Regions from separate parts of the Homo sapiens genome. Here region 1 is linked to region 2. Evidence: chromatin loops called from intact Hi-C (ENCODE). Cell type or tissue: GM12878. All regions are shown on one strand. Links, peaks and the distances in the headings refer to the core of each region. The heading gives the core; the rest is flanking DNA.

Region 1 (8,333 bases), core at 142-8,141, 91 kb before region 2:
ATAGATGTGTGCTGTTTGGGTTCTCATGGGCCCTCAAAGTGTAGAGTCCAAGATAGGGCCCTCCTTGGTTTCCTGGACAGGTAGCATCTTAGTTCTTATGTGGGTATGAAGTCACTGCTGACTCCATGGCCATGTGTCACCAGGTTTACACCTTACCCTCCAGCAGGCTGAGCTGTCAGAGCATATGGAGGCTGCCTTGCTCACCTTGGTCTTTCCACTCAGGAATAGCACACAGATGCTGGGGCTCAGAAGCTTTTGGGGAAATGAGCTGCACAGGATTCTCTGTGGGTCCACTGGGAGCCCAGCTCTGTGGTCTCTCCCTGTGAAGTAGAGCACAACCTCGCTGCAGGGAGACTTCTGGGTTTGCTGCTCCTGGGCCAGGGATCTGCTACTGCAGTTATGCCTTGGACTCCGTGCCACTCTGAAATGCAAGGGCAAAGACTTCAACCAATGCTGCTTCCAGACCAGCTTATCCTAGTGTTACTTTTGGAAAATGCTTTCTTCTTGTTTTTTAAAAAATTTATCAAGCATTAGTTTCTTTAGAGATGGCCCTCCAAATCCCTTCCCTGTCAGTGTGCTCATGCCCTTCCTCCTGCCAAGAGGTGGAAATGATGCTACAGTAGTTCTGCATGTAGACCCTAAGAAGCCTGGAAGCTTCACTGTCTTTCTCTCTGGAAGCCAAGCTGTCATATTTTATAAGATTTGCACTGTCTAACGAATGATGAGAGGGCATGGAGGGAAAGAGAGTCTGCAAAGGAAGAGCACTGAGGCACCAGTCTTGTGAATAAAGCTTCCCTTGGATATTCGAGCTCCCAGCCCCCTAGTGAATGCAGCCAGGTGGCTCTCAGTCCATGCTGTGTGGAGCAGAAGAACCCCCCAGCCAAGCCCTGCCTGCTTCCTGTCCCACAGAATTGTGAGAAATAATAAGTAGTTGTTATTTCAAACCACCATATTTTGTTATGTAGCAGCAGATATCTGAAACACTCCTCAATAAAGCTTGGGAAAACTTGACTGTTAAATGTTTGATTGAGCACCTACTATTTCTTAGGTCTGTACTAGGGGCTATGGCTATGGAGATAAACAAGAAAAATTCCCTGACTCAAGAGCTCACTAATCAAAATGGCAAGGAGGAAATTATAACAGAGCAATTTGCAGAATGGATGAGCAATAGGAAAAGTGTAGGGGACTGTAGAGGACTAGGAGGGAGGGAGAATCCTATCCCACAAAGGCAGGATCAAGGACTGAAATCTCCCCCAGTGCCACCACCCAGCAACAACTACTGGGGGCAGTTTTTTTTTTTTTTTCAGTTGCAAGATTTAATAGAGTGAAATAGAGTGAAAACAGAGCTCCCATACAAAGGGAAGGGACCCAAAGGCGGTTGCCGTTGCTGGCTCGAATGCCTGGGTTTATATTGCAATCCTTGTCCCTCCCACTGTGCTCTCAGGCAATAGATGATTGGCTATTTCTTTACCTCCTGTTTTTGCCTAATTAGCATTTTAGTGAGCTCTCTGATTGGTTGGGTGTGAGCTAAGTTGCAAGCCCCGTGTTTAAAGGTGGATGCGGTCACCTTCCCAGCTAGGTTTAGGGATTCTTAATCGGCCTAGGAAATCCAGCTAGTCCTGTCTCTCAGTCCCCTCTCTCAACAGGAAAACCCAAGTGCTGTTGGTGAGGTTGGCTGATGACCACTCTAACTGCTTCCTGCTGAACTGGGGCATAGTAGGGGTTGTGCAGTTGAGATTTCCTCAGGAGGAGTGACTTCGATGTCATTAACACCAGAGCATGGGCTAGCAGGCCAGTCTAGGGGTCCGCGGGAGATCTTAGACATGGACTGCATCTGGGGTTCCATTTGAAGAACGATTTGTAGTTTTACAGTTTTAATTCTGGAAGACACAAACTTAACAAGGCGGTTAAAGATACAGGGATTGAAATGTATGGCCTGCAGTGCAGGGGATTACTTCTTTGGCACACTTCACAGGCCCTGACTATCTGCTTGATAGTTTTGAAAAGGCCTGGTTCAGTAAATAATAATTTGGCCATCTGATGGGTGCTATCGATGCCTAAGTGGAAGGTTTGGTGAAGGCTTTTAAGTAATTTTATTGGTTAGCTCCAGGCAAAAGTATTTTTCCTTCTTCAGTGGCTAGCCATCTGGAGGGGAGGAAAGTATGTCCTTGTGAGGTTCCTTATTCTATTTTTCCTGCTGAATACTGGGGCTTGGTTTCCCGGAGGGGATTACCCTGTACTAGGGGCCCTTCCATAAGCATTTCTAATGGAGGGTCCTGCCTTGCGGCTCTTTTGACTTTAAGATCCGCTTGGCGGTTCCTTTCTATTTCCCTTTCCTTTCCTTTCTGGTGACCCCAACAGTGTAAGACTGCCACCTCTTTAGGTTTCTGTATAGCCAATAGTAATCTCCTAATGGCTTCCTGATGTTCTATAGGTGTTCCCTCGGAAATTAGGAATTCCCTTTCTCTCCATATTGCTGCATGGGCATGGAGGACTAGGTAAGCAGACTTAGAGTCTGTATATATATTTACCCTTTTCCCTTCTCCTAATTCTAGTGCCCGAGTGAGGGTTATTAGTTCTGCCAGCTGAGCACTAGTTCCTGGAGTGAGGGGATTACTTTCAAGTATTCCTTTATTACTGACCACTGCAACCCCTGCTTTTCAAAGTCCTTTTTCTACAAAGGGACTTCCACCAGTATACAAGTTGAGGTTGGGATCAGTCAAGGGAACCTCTAAAAGGTCCCCTCAAGTGGCATAGGTTTGAGCGATTACTTGTTGACAGTTATGTTCTATCTTTTCTTCATTGTCTGGGACATATGTGGCTGGATTAAGAGTTGCACAAGTGCGCAGTTGCAGCACTGGCCCTTCAAGTAATAGAGCCTGATATTTAAGTAAATGGTTAGCTGACAGCCACAAGTCTCCTTTAGCAGTGAGTATGCTGTTCATTTCATGAGATTTCCACACAGTAAGATCTCTTCCCTGTATTATTTTAACTGCTTCAGATACTAAGACTGGGCAGTTTGTAGCATTTCTCTCCAGCGTTTTGTCAGTGGATTGATTTGCCATGGATGCAGTGACAAAGCTGGTTATAAATAATGTTGAAGACTCACTATGTGCTGGGTGCTGGGAGCCATTCCACTGCTTCCCTTGAAACCACTCAGAAAGAAGGCTACTGCTGTAGTACCCATTGGATAGATGAGGAAGCCGAGGCTTACAGAACTGAAGGTCAGGCAGCCAGTAAGGCACAGAGGCAGGACTCCCACCCAGGCACTTCAACCCCAGAGCCGGTGCCTGCAGCCAGACTGCTCACCTGCTTTCTAACTTAACATTATAAATTAAGCATATCCTTACGGTATTAAAAATGATGTCTGAAACAGCATATTACTCACTGTATACCATGTTACTTTAAAGTCTAAGATTGAACACTTCAGATTATTTCCAATATGCAGAGAGCACTTTTCCACATGAGGAGTTACTTTTGTGTTTATTTATGGGCCCATATTCTTCTATCATTTAAAAAATGGTTTGAAGGCCGGGTGTGGTGGCTCACTCATGTAATCCCAGCACTTTGGGAGACCGAGGCGGGCAGATGGCCAGGTCAGGAGATCAAGACCGTCCTGGCTAACACCGTGAAACCCCGTCTCTACTAAAAATACAAAAAATTAACCAGGCGGGGAGGTGGGTACCTGTAGTCCCAGCTACTTGGGAGGCTGAGGCAGGAGAATGGCATGAACCCTGGAGGCAGAGCTTGCAGTAAGCCGAGATCGCGCCCTGCACTCCAGCCTGGGCGACAGAGCAAGACTCCGCCTCAAAAAAAAAAAAAAAAAAAGGTTTGAAGCAAATGTATAAGAAGCCTTCTCAATGTTGGATCATTTTCTTAGGATAAATTCACAGAAGGGTAAATAACAAATATTTTAATTTTGGGGTTTTTCACAAGAAATTTCTGGAAGCAAAAGGCAATTGATCTTGGTGGGTGACAAAGTTACGCCCATCAATATTTACAGCAATTATCCCCACATTTCACAGTTTCTCCGGAAGCACAGAGAGGCACTTCTGCAGAGGACCCAGCCAGTTATAATGAAACTGCCCGTGAATTTCTTCTCAAAACTTGAAGTGAATCTGCGGCTAAGGTTTGAGAATTCAAATGTGCCCCCTGGGCTGGTCCTTCAGCAGACGAGGGCAAAAAGCAGAAGTGGCTTCACCTCCCTGCCCTTCCCCATACCTCAGAATTGGGCTAGCTTTTGGTAGGCCCTGCTGCGGGTGGGTGGCATGGGTCATTTGAGCCACACGTCTTCTTGGTATTTGGTGGTGGGGATGGGGACTCCTCCTTAAGAAGCAAATATTGCCACTGTTTTGCCTTCCCTGGGCCTGATGTCATCCCAAATGTCGCAACTGCTCATGAGGGCAGGCAGGGAGGGTCCTACAACCCCTATTTATAGATGCAGAGGCTCTGGAAATAACCTGCCCTACCAGCTGCTTCTCACCCTGCTTCTCTGGTGATGAGTCCTTCTTATGTTACCAATGAGTCTGAAAACCCCTGGGACCCTATTGGCCCCAGAGCCAGGGAGGAAGAAGCATTCCTCTTCATTTCCTCCTACTCTCTTATGTGAGGTAGTGGTAAGATCAGACAAACCTCTGATATAGTGGTGTGCTGGTAAATGCTTAACCCACCCCTAAAAAAAAGAATATAAATATATATATATATATACATATTTATGATTGTTATAAATTTTACTGCTATAAAGGATGTGTAATGAACACTTTACAAATAATAATAATAAAACAGGCAATACTCTATGTTGTAAATTCCTTATAGTTGATTGATTCTAACAGAATGCTTTCACTGATTTTTGCCAAACATTGGTATCCCTAGCCAATCTATGGTCTCAATTTAACCATTATTTGACAAATGGAGTTGCATTCCAATCCACAGCACTTTATCTAATACATTTATAGTCATGAAATCTGATGTGTAATCTGCTGCTAAGTGATGTCTCCTTCCCATACAAACTATATTGATTATCCTGCAGCCACTTTCAGATTCAGCACTAGCTTATATTGGAACTTCACTCATTTGTCAACGGGTGTGAGTGACTTTGTTTACTTGGATAATAGTTTTCAAATATGGGAAAAATATTATCTCAATCTTTGCACTATTCACAATGCAAGGGCTATAGACATAGCACAATTTAAGTTTAATCTACATTATTAACCTCCCTTTTCTGAAGTCTAACGAACAAAACAATAAACCAAGCCCTTGTTTGTAGGGTTTTCCAATTTCCATGGTGTAAATTCTCCCTCTGTGGACAATTGGAAGCTACCAACATGACATCCCTACATGCAGAGTTGGGAAGGAACATGCAGTAGCCACCAGGATAGAGGGTTTCCACCACTCAGAACTACAGGCGTGCCTCGCCTATTTAGGTAACAGCAAAATGTAATAGAGTGGTGCATTTTGAGTATTAATTACCTTTGTATAATAACATAAGTTATTAAATTATATGTTTATATAATTTAATTTTAGTTTTAATGGCACAGAAGTATCTTTCTTCTTTCTGGATCAACCACATAGAATTTCAATTCTACTGTGAATATTATCTTTGAAATCACAATATTGTCAATGCTATATATTTGCTTTCTAGTTTTTAGAGTTGACCTATAAACAAAGCAAGTAAGACACTTTTAGTTAGCTAATACAAATATTTTAAACCATGATGATATAAAAATAATAATATAGAAAACAAAAGATGGGGAGGAGCAAGGGAGGAAGAATAACTACATCAGTACAGATTGAATGTCCTTTATCCAAAACGCTTGGGTTTGTAACACAAAGGATAAATGCTTGAGGGGATGGGTACCCCATTCTCCATGATGTGATTATTTCACATTGCATTCCTGTATCAAAACATCTCGTGTACCCCATAAGTATATATACCTACTATGTACACCCAAAAATTAAAAACAAAGAAAATTAAACAAAACAAAATGCTTGGAACGAGAAATGTTTTGGATTTTTGATTGTTTTAGATTTGGGGATATTTGCACCATGCTTACTGGTTGAGCATCCCTAATCTGAGAATCTGAAATCTGACACAGCCCAATGAGCTTTTCATGTGAATATTATCTCAGGGCTCAAAAAGTTTCAGATTTTGGAGCATTTCAGATTTTCATTTTGGATTAGGGATACTCAACCTCTATTCTTGTCTTTCATAGTTGTGAATGCCATCTTAATTTGATACATAAAAAAGTGAATATACTATTTAAGGTCATGAAGGAAATTATTGAAAGGTATGTAAAATATAATGAACAGAGTTGAAAAGGCAACATTTAGAAGGATAAAATAAAAATATAATTACAAATCAGGAGTAGAAGAGAGTAAGAAGGAGATAGTGTAAGCACTCTAATTTTCTTATTTTTTATGTCTGAAGGCCCAAAGATATTGTCAAAAATTCATAAATCCTAAAGAAGTTTATTAGTTGAAGTTATAATGAAGATCAGAATATCTAAAAACAACTACTCTTGGTGATTATTTGGGCAAATGGAAAATGGTCAGGGGCAAAAGGGAAACTTCTTTTTATGTTCTTATAAACTGACTTTTGTTTTCCAGGTGCAAGTATTATTTTATAAGTAAAAAGAAACCAATATCTACTATTAAAAATGCAACTTCTGCTTCCTCCAGCCTGGACCTTATTTACTTTGCAGTAATCCCTTTTACAGTATATTTTGATTTCCACTATATGTAGAAACATCCCAGAAGGCCTGAAGTCACACTTAATTCCTGTGTCCAGTTCTCATGGCCCTTCACCTTCCCCTCCACCAGCGGGGGGTGGGGGTGGGGTGGGGGGGTTGGGGGGGGAGCAGAATTCTCCTGTTACACTGGAGAGCTGCCACATTTTGTGCCTGTCTACATCACAGTAATTCACAAAGTGCTAAACATTGCACTTTGCCATATGGTACATTCTTATTTTTCAATTCTCATTACCTCACATGTATAAACAAACAAACAAACAAAAAAGGCTTCAGGAAGTTCAGTGCCCTGCTCAGAGTCCTGCAGTTTAGTGGCTTACACTGGCAGGTTCCTTCTCTCCTGCAGCAGAGAATCAAGACAGAGAATCCAATATCCCCAGTGTATCCTCCCCCAGAAAATGTGGTGTTCCCCCGACAAAAAGAAGTCAATGTCTAATGTTCCCATCTTGTCTCATAATCCCTTTCAAAAAGGAGGAATTGCTGTCTGAGAGGGTATTTTGTTCCCCAGTGACTGAGGGCAGGGCAGGGGCAGGGAAGGCTTCCCCTCTCTTCTGGCCCTAGAGGCCCTGTAAATGCACTGTGCAGTCACTGACGTGCCCTCAGGCAGGGCCCTGGCGGGAAGGGGGCTGTTCCAGGTCTACCAGCTTCACACCCTTATTCTATTGAATTCTCATGAAAACAAAATCTGTGAAACAGCTGTGATCTTCATTTTCTGATGAGGGAACAGAGCCTCCGTGCCCCCGAGATCACTGGTATGACTCCAAAGATTTTCCCTCTTGCCCCCGCTCCAGCAACGGGTGGCGGGACCAGGACCTGTCCCTTCCGCCTGGGAACGGTGCCCTGGGGCAGGGTCCCCAAGGCTCCTCTCCACCGTGGAGGCTGAGGCCAAGCCCACGGCACAGGGCACAGGCTCTGGCGGGGCGTGTTCGAGGTTGGGCGTCAGCGGAGGCCGCAGGGGCTCGGGCGAGGCAGCCACTGGAGCGCGGAGCCGGCCCCACCTGCAGGGCCCGGGCTTCCCCTCTGACAAAAGCTGCTGTCGGGAGGGGCTGTAAAGCAGCAGAGAAGACCAGGCGAGGGATCTGCACCAGAGGAAGGGAGGCAGGCCTTTCCTGTATTTATCTCTGCAGGAGCCGGGAGGGAAGCTCCTCCACGGAAAAGTGTCAAACCTTGCCCAAGCTCGCAGGTCCACGAGCGAAGCCCCCACCCCCTCTTCCCGCGCTGCTCCCAGGGGGCTGCCAACCTCGACCTCACGCAGCACTCTGTCCCCACCAGCCCCAGCCTCCCAGGCCCAGAGAGCGTGGCCCATAGTCCCCTTGGCGTCTTCTCACTCAGCGTGCCCCCTCCTGTGTGTCCCTGGGCAGTCTCTCAATGACCCGCTGTAAGGGGCCCTCTTAGGGGCAGGAGCGTCTGGCTCCTGTCCCTGGCTGAGACCCGTCTAGGCTGCCCCGCGCAGGGCCTCTCCCAGGTGCCTCCCTGGTTGTGGCGGGAACAGCCAGGTTTGTTCACTGGGAGCTGGAGTCCTGGCCTTGGGCGATTGCTCTGACTAGGGGGCTGACCCCCACTGACCCAGTCACCTGATCACCATCA
Region 2 (8,333 bases), core at 220-8,219:
AAGTATTTGCTCAGTTGATTTGAATAAATTACGCCCAAGCACAAGAAACACTCCTGAGCACCTTAGCTACTCTGAGGACTAAAAACAATCTCACTTTGCATATGACAGCAGCAACATGGGCAGGGTGTTGGAAAACTGGGTGTTGGTAATTTGGGATTAGCCTGTAGTTTATTATTATTATTTCAATTCACATGAAGTAAAAGTCTCTTTTTTTGGCCTACAGTTCTATGGGTTTTAATTCATGTGTAGAGTCACACGACTACCACCACAATCAAGAAACAGAACAGTCTCATCACCTCAAATAGCTCCCAGATATTGCCCCACATAGTAAAACCTTTTCTCCACCCTATCCTCGCAACCGTGGATCTTTCCTTATAGTTTTGTCTTTCCAGAATACCATATACATGGAAGCATACATGTGTAATCTTTTGAGCCTGGCTTCTTTCGCTCAGCATAAGGCCTTTCAGATTCACTCATTTTGTGTGTATCAGTAGTTCATACATTTCTGTTGCTGAGTAGTTTTCCATTGTAGGGATGCAAATGTTTCCTCCCAGCCTATAGCTTATCTATTCATCTTTAAATAGGGTCTTCCACAGATTGAAGGTTTTAAATTTTGATGAAGTCCAAATCATCATTTGTTTTTACTTTTATGTATTGCACTTTTATGTCATATCTAAGATCTCTTTGCCTGACGGCCATGAAGATTTTCTCCTATGTTTTCTTCTAAAAGTTTTACAGGTCTGTAATCTGTTTTGAGCTACTTTTTGTACCATGTGTGAAGTTTAGATTGAGATTCATTTTTTGTTTGTTTGTTTTTGCTTATGAATGTCCAATTCTTCCAATGCCATTAGTTGAAAATATTATCTTTTTTTCCATTGAATTGTCTTTATAACTTTGTAAAAACTGCTTAGCCATATTTATATATGTCTTTGGACACTATTTGATTTCATTGACTTATGTGTCTAGCTTTTCACCAATATTGTCTTGATTACTGTGGCTTTGTAAGATATCAAATGCAAGCTCTCCAAAGATATTCTTCCTTCTCAAATTTGCTTTGGTGATTTCAGTTCCTTTACCTTTGGCTGTCCTGATGGAACCTCGTTATTTTATATATAGGTAGGTATTGTTTGCTGATTGTTGAGGATTTTTGCACCTATGTTCATTAGGGATACTGACATGCAGTTTTTTTATACTGTGTTTTTCTGTTTTCAATATCAGGGTAATTCTGACTTTGTAAAATGAATTGGGAAGTGTTCCTTTCTGATACCATATAAATGTTAATGATCAGCTTGCCTATATCTACAAAAATTCCTGCTGGGATTTTTATTGGAATTGCATTAGATCTATAGATCAATTTGGAGAGAATTGACAATTTAACTATAGTAAATCTTCCAACCCATAAACATAGTGTGCTTTTCTGTTTATTTAGGTCTTTGATTCTTTCATCAAAGTCTGTCATATTCAGTGTAGGGCCTGCACATGTTTTCTTAGATTTATACCAGAGTCTTTTGTTGAACACACTTCCAAAGGGTATTTAAAATTTTTTGGTTTCTAATTTTTCAATTCTAGTATTTAGGAATATGGTTAACTTTTGTATGTCGACTATTATTCTGAGACTGCTAAATTTAATTATTAGTTCTAGAAGTTTTTTTTTTTATGGATTCCTTGGGATTTTCTATGAAGACAATCTCATCGTCTGTGACTAGTGCCAGTTTTTGGTCTTCCTTTCCAATCCATATGTTCCAGTATTACATCCAATAGCAATGGAGAGATCCTTGCTTGTTCTTAATCTTAGGGAGAAAGTCTTCAGTCTTTGCCATTGAATATAACATCAGCTATGGGAATTTGTAGATGCCCATTGTTAGGTTATAAACAATTCCTTTGAATTTACTGAGAATTTCTTTTTATCATGAGCAGATTTTTAATCTTTCAAATGCTTTTTATGCATTAAATGATATTATCATGTGATTTTATTAATATGGATCATGTTGACTGATTTTTGAATATTAAACTTGCCTTGCATTTACGGGTAGTCCAATTGGCCATAGTACCCTCGTTATTTTATATGTAGCTAGGTATTATTTGCTGATTGTTGAGGATTTTTGCACCTATGTTCATTAGGTATACTGAAATGTAGTTTTTTTATACTGTGTTTTTCTGTTTTCAATATCAGGGTAATTCTGGCTTTATAAAATGAATTGGGAAGTGTTCCCTTCTCTTGTGTTTTTGAAAGAAGCTGTGTAGAACTGGTGTTATTTCTCTTTTAAATGTATGGTAGAATTTGCTGGTGAAAACACTGAGCCTCAAGGTTTCTTTGTGGGCAGGTTTTTAGCTACATATTCGGTTTTTGTAATAGCTATAAATGATTTAGGCAACTTATTTCTTCTTGTTGAGTTTGGTAGTTTGTGGCTTCGAAGAAAACCGTTTGAAGGTAGTTTATGACTTTGAAGGAACAATTACTGAGAGGAGTGTTGAACTCTCTAACTATAATTGTGGATTTGGCCATTTGTCCTTTCAGATCTATGAGTTTTTCTTTCTGAATTGTGATGCTCTGTTGTAAAGTGCAAACACGTTTTGAATTGTTATGTCTCTTTTAATCATCATATCATATAATCTGTTTATTATGAGTCATTTTCCTTGCTCTAAAGTCTGTTTTCCCTGATATGAGTAGAATTACACCAGCTTTCTTTTGATTACTGTTAGGATGGTATAAATTTTTCTATCCTGTTACTTTTAACCTATCTATATCACAATATTTAATGATGGCATATAGCTTTGTTTTTATTTCTTTCCATTCTGACAATAGTGTCTATCAGTTTTTAATGTGTTTGAATTATTGATGTGTTTGAATTTAGGTTCAGGATTTTATTGTTTGTTTTCTCTTTTTTTTTACTCTTTTTTTGTTCCTCTACTTCTGTTTGCCTGCCTTTTTGTGGACAATTTGAATATATTTTAGTATTCAATTTGAGTTTATCTACTGAATTTTTTGACTCTCCTTTTTTGTCTCTCCTTTTTTTTTAGTGCTTTCAATAGGGACTGCAGTATACTTAATTAACTTTTAACAGTCTACTTAGAATTGACATTTTACTATTTCAAATGGATTATAGAAAGCTTACCTCTACGCCGTTCCCTCTATCCTTCCCTATTTTTGTTGTGGTTGTCTTATGTATTACATCTAATACAATGTCACTTTCAACCATCATACCTAAATTTAAGAACTTAAGAAGAGAACAATAATAGTGTATTATATTTACCCAAATATTTACCATTTCTGTTGCTCTTTCTTCATCCCTGAAGTTTCCTTTCATTATTTTGTTATTATTTTCCTACCATCTGAAGAAATTTTAAAAGTATTATTCTTAGAACAAGTCTGATGGCAAGAATCTGTCTTCCTTCATCTGGGAACACATTTATTTTGCCTTCATTCTGGAAGCATGTGGATATGGAATTCTGTGTGTATTTTTGTAGCACTTTAAAAATGTTGTTTCCATGACTTCTGCTTTCTTATGAGAAAATCCAAGGTTATTCAAATTGTCGTTCCCTTAAATGTAATGTGTTGTTTTTCTCTGGCTGCTTTCAAGATTTTTAAAATTTTCTTTAGTGTTCAGCAGTTTGATTGTGCTGTGTCTGGGCATAATTTTTTTTGTTTATTTTATTTGGGTTTTGCTAAGCTTCTTGAATCTTTAAGGTTATGTATTTCACCAGCTTTGAAGAAAGAAGTACTAAAAACTTCTCAAACGTTTTTTCTTTCATACCATACTCTTTCTCGTCTCCTTGGAGGATTCTAATGACAGAAATGTTAGATCCTTTGTTACACATGACCTTGAGTCTGTCTTTATTTTTAGTAATCTTTTTCCTTTTTGTTGTTCAGATTAGGCAACTTGTATTGCTCCATCTTCGTGTTCATGGACTCTCCTCTCATCTCATTCTCCTATTGTTCTCATTTAGTGAGTTTAAACAAATTTCAGTTGTTGTGTTTACTTGATTCTTTTTTATTGCTTCTATTTATTTACTGAAACTTTCTGTTTTTCATTTATTTGAAAAATGTTCACTCTTACTTCTTGGAATTGGGTTAATAACTGCTTTAAGGGTTTCGTCTGATAGTTCCAACATCTGTGACATCTCAGCATTGGCATTTGTTGGTTGTCTTTTTCCACATGAGATGTTGAGACTTCCCTGGTTCATTCTATGTTGAGCAATTTCAGGTTGTATTCTGGACATTTTGAATCTTATCTTATGAACTCTGGTCTTTGTTGTCATCTTATAGAGAATGTTAATGAATATATATATATATATCTTAAGGTAGGGAACTAGCCCACTTAGGTTCAGGTTGCAAGTTTCTGCCCATCTTCCCTGGACTCTCTGGTTCCAGTATCAGTTCAGTTTTCAAAGACTGCAGGGAGATTTGATGTGCGCTCACTTGCTTCATGCAGTAACTGGTTGTGTGTGGTGGTTTACCTCCTAGTTAGGGTCAGATGCACATACACAGTCAGAACTCAGCCCAGAGGTTAATATACAACTTTGTGGTTACATTTTCCTCAGCTTCCTCTTCTTCATCCTTTCCTTAACACTTGCTGGCTCCCAAGGGGTCCCTTCCTGCTCTGTCTAGAATTGGCGCTTTTGTTTCTCTGTTCTTCCCTGTGTCACTGGTATCTGTCTCTGGGGCCATGCAGTGAGGGGAGAAAAGGAGAAAAGAGCAATGGGAATTTTACCTACACTCTTGGGACTACAGGTCCTCTGGTCAGAGAGAAAGTTTCTCTTCACTGAGAGTTTTAGAGTCTGCCTGGCTGCTGCTGCTGTTGCTGATGCTGAGGGAATTGCCTGAAAGATGGGTTGGGAAAGAATGGGGAAACCAAACAAAGAAAATCCCAGGGGATTTCCTCCATGCTCTGTGACCTGTAAAACCTCCTTTCCTGCTCCTCAGACCAGAAACAGAGGACTTCTCTTGGAGCTCTTTCCATCATGTCTACACCTTGTGCACAGTTGCGAGTTTTAGGCTACCTGTGAGTTCACACCAGGGGATGCTGCAGAGGGGAAGCCCAGAAAGCTCACTGCCAGTTCATAGTGCTTGAGTTTGGTTTCCTTCTCGGCTACCATTTACTTTCCAGAGTCCTCCAAGAGCTGCTCCATGAGTTCTAAGTGTTTTAGTTGCATTCGGTATTCAGGGGGTGGGACAGAGCTGAGTGTGCTTACACCATTTTGAAGGGACCCAGAAGCCTGTGTGTGTGTGTGTGTGAGTGAGTGTGTGTGTGTGTTCAATATGAAACCAGAGCTTCTCAATCTCCAACGTATCTGGAGGGAAGGGAAGAAAACCAGGGAACTAACTTCACTGAGCATCAACTATGGGTCAGGCACTGTGCCTTGGAGCACAAAAGCATTCTTCTATGACTGTAGGGGGAAAGTGTGGTACTGTCAATGCCTTTTAGAGTTGGAGGAAATTAGGCTCGATGGAGTAGTTCAATGTCATCTAGGTAATAAGACAGGATGTGTACCATGATCTGTCTTAGAAAGAAAGATCCAGGAAGCTCAGTGAAAATAGAAAGAAACTGGAAGGTCCGTGTCTCATGTCTGGCTCTCCCTCTCTCTGCAGGATGGATGAGGGAGATGCTGCAATCATGCATCCCGGGGTCGTGTGCATCATGGTGAGGCTGCTGCCTCGGTTGTACCATGAAGATCACCCACAGGTACCTGGTGTTGAATATGTGTGTTTTGTCATCTTCACATGACTGATCTCTCAAATGCCTTCTGACCCAAGACAGCTTTTTTCCTTTTGTCCGTGTCTTCAGTGCCCTGCGTTAGCAGAGCTCCCCATGGGAAACACCTATAGTGGGAAAGTACCAGGGTGTCCTGGACACTTGACTGAGTTGTGCCCACCCTTGCAAGGCCATCCAAAACAGATCACTTCTGTTAACAAAGCTACCTTCTAAGAACAACAGCCAAACAAAAAAACAACTGAAAATAATTGAACCATAGTAAGGCAAGTCCCAGGTGTTAAGCTCAGCACCTGGCGTTGGTGGGAAGTCCTTTGCTCCCTGGCATGTTCATCTCTCTCCTGGATGCTGGCTGAGATCCTGGCCCTGTGCTCTGTGCAGCTCATGCACAGCTAGCAAGATGAGCATAGACACTGTCCACAGAGCCCGCCTCTATGATGGGGATGAGGAGGTAGTGACAGTGCAGACAGACTAAATAAATGAGCTCACAAGTGAATATGAAATTATGAATTGTGACGAGTGATATTACAGGGAAAAATCAGGGTGCTGAGGTAGAAGAATGAGAATGGAGGCAGGAACAGATCTCATTAAATCTAATTTAGATAAAGGGTTGGAGGTCAGGGAAGCCGTCTCTAGATGGTGACATGTAAGCAGAGACCTGAAGGGTGAGTAGCTAGTGTGAACTGGGTGGGAAGGGGCCTGCTGTTGGTGGCTAGGGGAGGAGCAAATTGGAAGGGCCAGGAGCAAGGGCTCCCTGGTCAGGCGATGATGGGGATAATGGGGCATGCAGGCTTCTGGGAGCCTTGCCAATGTAAATGATAACAAGAAGCCTCTCTCACGTGAGTGGAGGGTGACATGATCAGATTTTGCGTGAAAAACATTACATTGGCTGCTTGGTGGAGAATGGACAGGGAATGAGGGTTGAGAGGAAGAGGCAAGGGGCAAGAGTTAGGAGTCTCTGCCTGCGGTCCATGTGATGTGTGGTGATAGCTGGATTAGGGTGGTGTCTGTGAGAAGGTGTGAAGAAAGGAATTAAGAGACCTGTCCAGAGGCAGAATCACAGGCTTTCAGGAAGAGGAGGCTACAGGTAATGGAGAGACAAAGAGCCAAGGCGACTCTCAAGTGTCTGTCCCGGCAGAACTAACAGCCTCATTGTGGGAAGGAAAACTGGTATGGGTGAGGGCATGGAGTAACAGAACAAGACGAAGTTGGAGTCAGCAGTCTCAAGATAAAGAACAAATACCTTAGAAGTTCCAAGAAAGAGCTGGGCAGAGTTGAGGAAGGCCTGGGAAATGCACCAGTTTAGGTTTATCAGCAGCCAAGGAAAGAGGATTCATTGGCTTGAGCAGCTACTCTGTCCCAGGCTGATGCTTGGCCCTTTCTTGGCTTATTTATTCCTCTTGCAGTTTTGTCGAGGGCATCAATGCCAGTATTTTAACCAATGGAGAAATGTGAGTTCAGACAATGCACATGACTCTCAAGGATGCCCAGTTGTGAACCTGGTATTGAATGTGGCCTTACCTTGGGGCAGGACTCCTGGTCTTCCCTATACATAGAAGTGGCTTCCAGAGGATGAATAGAGGGACCTGGCACTCCCAGGAAGCAATGAGGAGTCCAGCTTTGCTTTGTCCAGGAGTTCAGACGGAGGCAACATGTTTGGGGAAGAAATTGCTACTAGTTGGCATTATTAGTCACAGCCTAAAAATGACAGTGGCCTCATAAAAATATTGCAAGTCCTCTGAGATCAGTGAGAAAAGTGGAGTGGCGGAGCAGAAGCTCTGGGACAGCAACTGTTTCCAGGAAAGGAAATCTGTAGTGTTTGGCGCAGGAGTTAAGAAAAGGCCTGACCCAGTTTCATGTCTCCATGTCCCTTCTTTGGGGAATGGACTTCTTGTTCCTGCTCCTGTTCCCCTGCTGGAGAGTGATGGGAAAGTGCTGTGAAGCCAATGGCAGAGATACACATAACAGTGAGATTTGGGAAAGGGGTAGGCTGGTATAAACTGGGATAGGAAGTTAAAAACATCCGTGTCATTTCTCATGGTTCTGTGGGTCAGGGATTCAGAAGGGCACAACAGGCATGGCCTGTCTGCTCCACATGGTGCTGGTGGGGTTGAACCTCCCAGGATGACCTCTTTAGCTGTGGCACCTCAGCAAGGCTGGCTCCCTGGCAAAGGGTTCCTAAGCTGGCTTAGCTGAGTGGCATACCTGGGGCCTTGGTTGAAGCTGTCAGTGGGATCCTGGGGTCTCCTCTACATAGCCCTCTCCATCTGGCCTCTGCCTGTGTCCCTCCAGGCAGGCTCTTTAGCAGGGCACACAGTGGCTCCGGGCCCCCACAGGCACAAAAGCAGAAGCTGCCAGGCCTGCCAAGGACTTAGGCCCAGGAAAAGCCAGCTTTGGTCAAAGTTAGTCAGGGGCTCGGCTTAGACTTAGTGGGAGGGGACAAAAGCCTCCTCTTCTGTGAGGGGTGACAGGTGTGTGTAGGTGAGAGATGCCTATGGGGAAATATCTTCAAAGATCAGCAGCTGTCATTACCTTACTCATCTAACAAATGGGTAAAAACATTTGACCCCTAAATCCCATCTTGTAGCCCGTGAATTACTTGGAGTCTGGGATCTTACATTC

The links. Peaks named below come from ENCODE experiments on the same cell type or tissue, not always from the same donor. Only the 100,000 strongest peaks of a DNase experiment are listed, where the experiment ranks them.
Region 1: a loop joins it to region 2, with 5 times the contacts of the local background. A loop is called at or near these places in 3 of 110 quality-filtered maps.

The regions. Positions count from the first base shown.
Region 1 is chr10:48,663,992-48,672,324 of GRCh38, forward strand. No RefSeq gene overlaps it. Among named protein-coding and RNA genes, the nearest start is that of WDFY4, 17 kb to the right of the region's middle. RefSeq lists a silencer at 4,209-4,258 and an enhancer at 4,459-4,578. In GM12878, for the core only: no CTCF peak of the experiment used is centred there; DNase peaks (open chromatin) are centred at 4,270, 7,395 and 7,723; H3K4me3 peaks cover 1,764 bases; H3K27ac peaks cover 4,684 bases.
Region 2 is chr10:48,754,757-48,763,089 of GRCh38, forward strand. It overlaps WDFY4 (WDFY family member 4), which reads left to right. Exons shown (of 62, transcript NM_001394531.1): 13 at 5,591-5,684. Among named protein-coding and RNA genes, the nearest start is that of WDFY4, 74 kb to the left of the region's middle. In GM12878, for the core only: no CTCF peak of the experiment used is centred there; a DNase peak (open chromatin) is centred at 4,555; H3K27ac peaks cover 3,043 bases.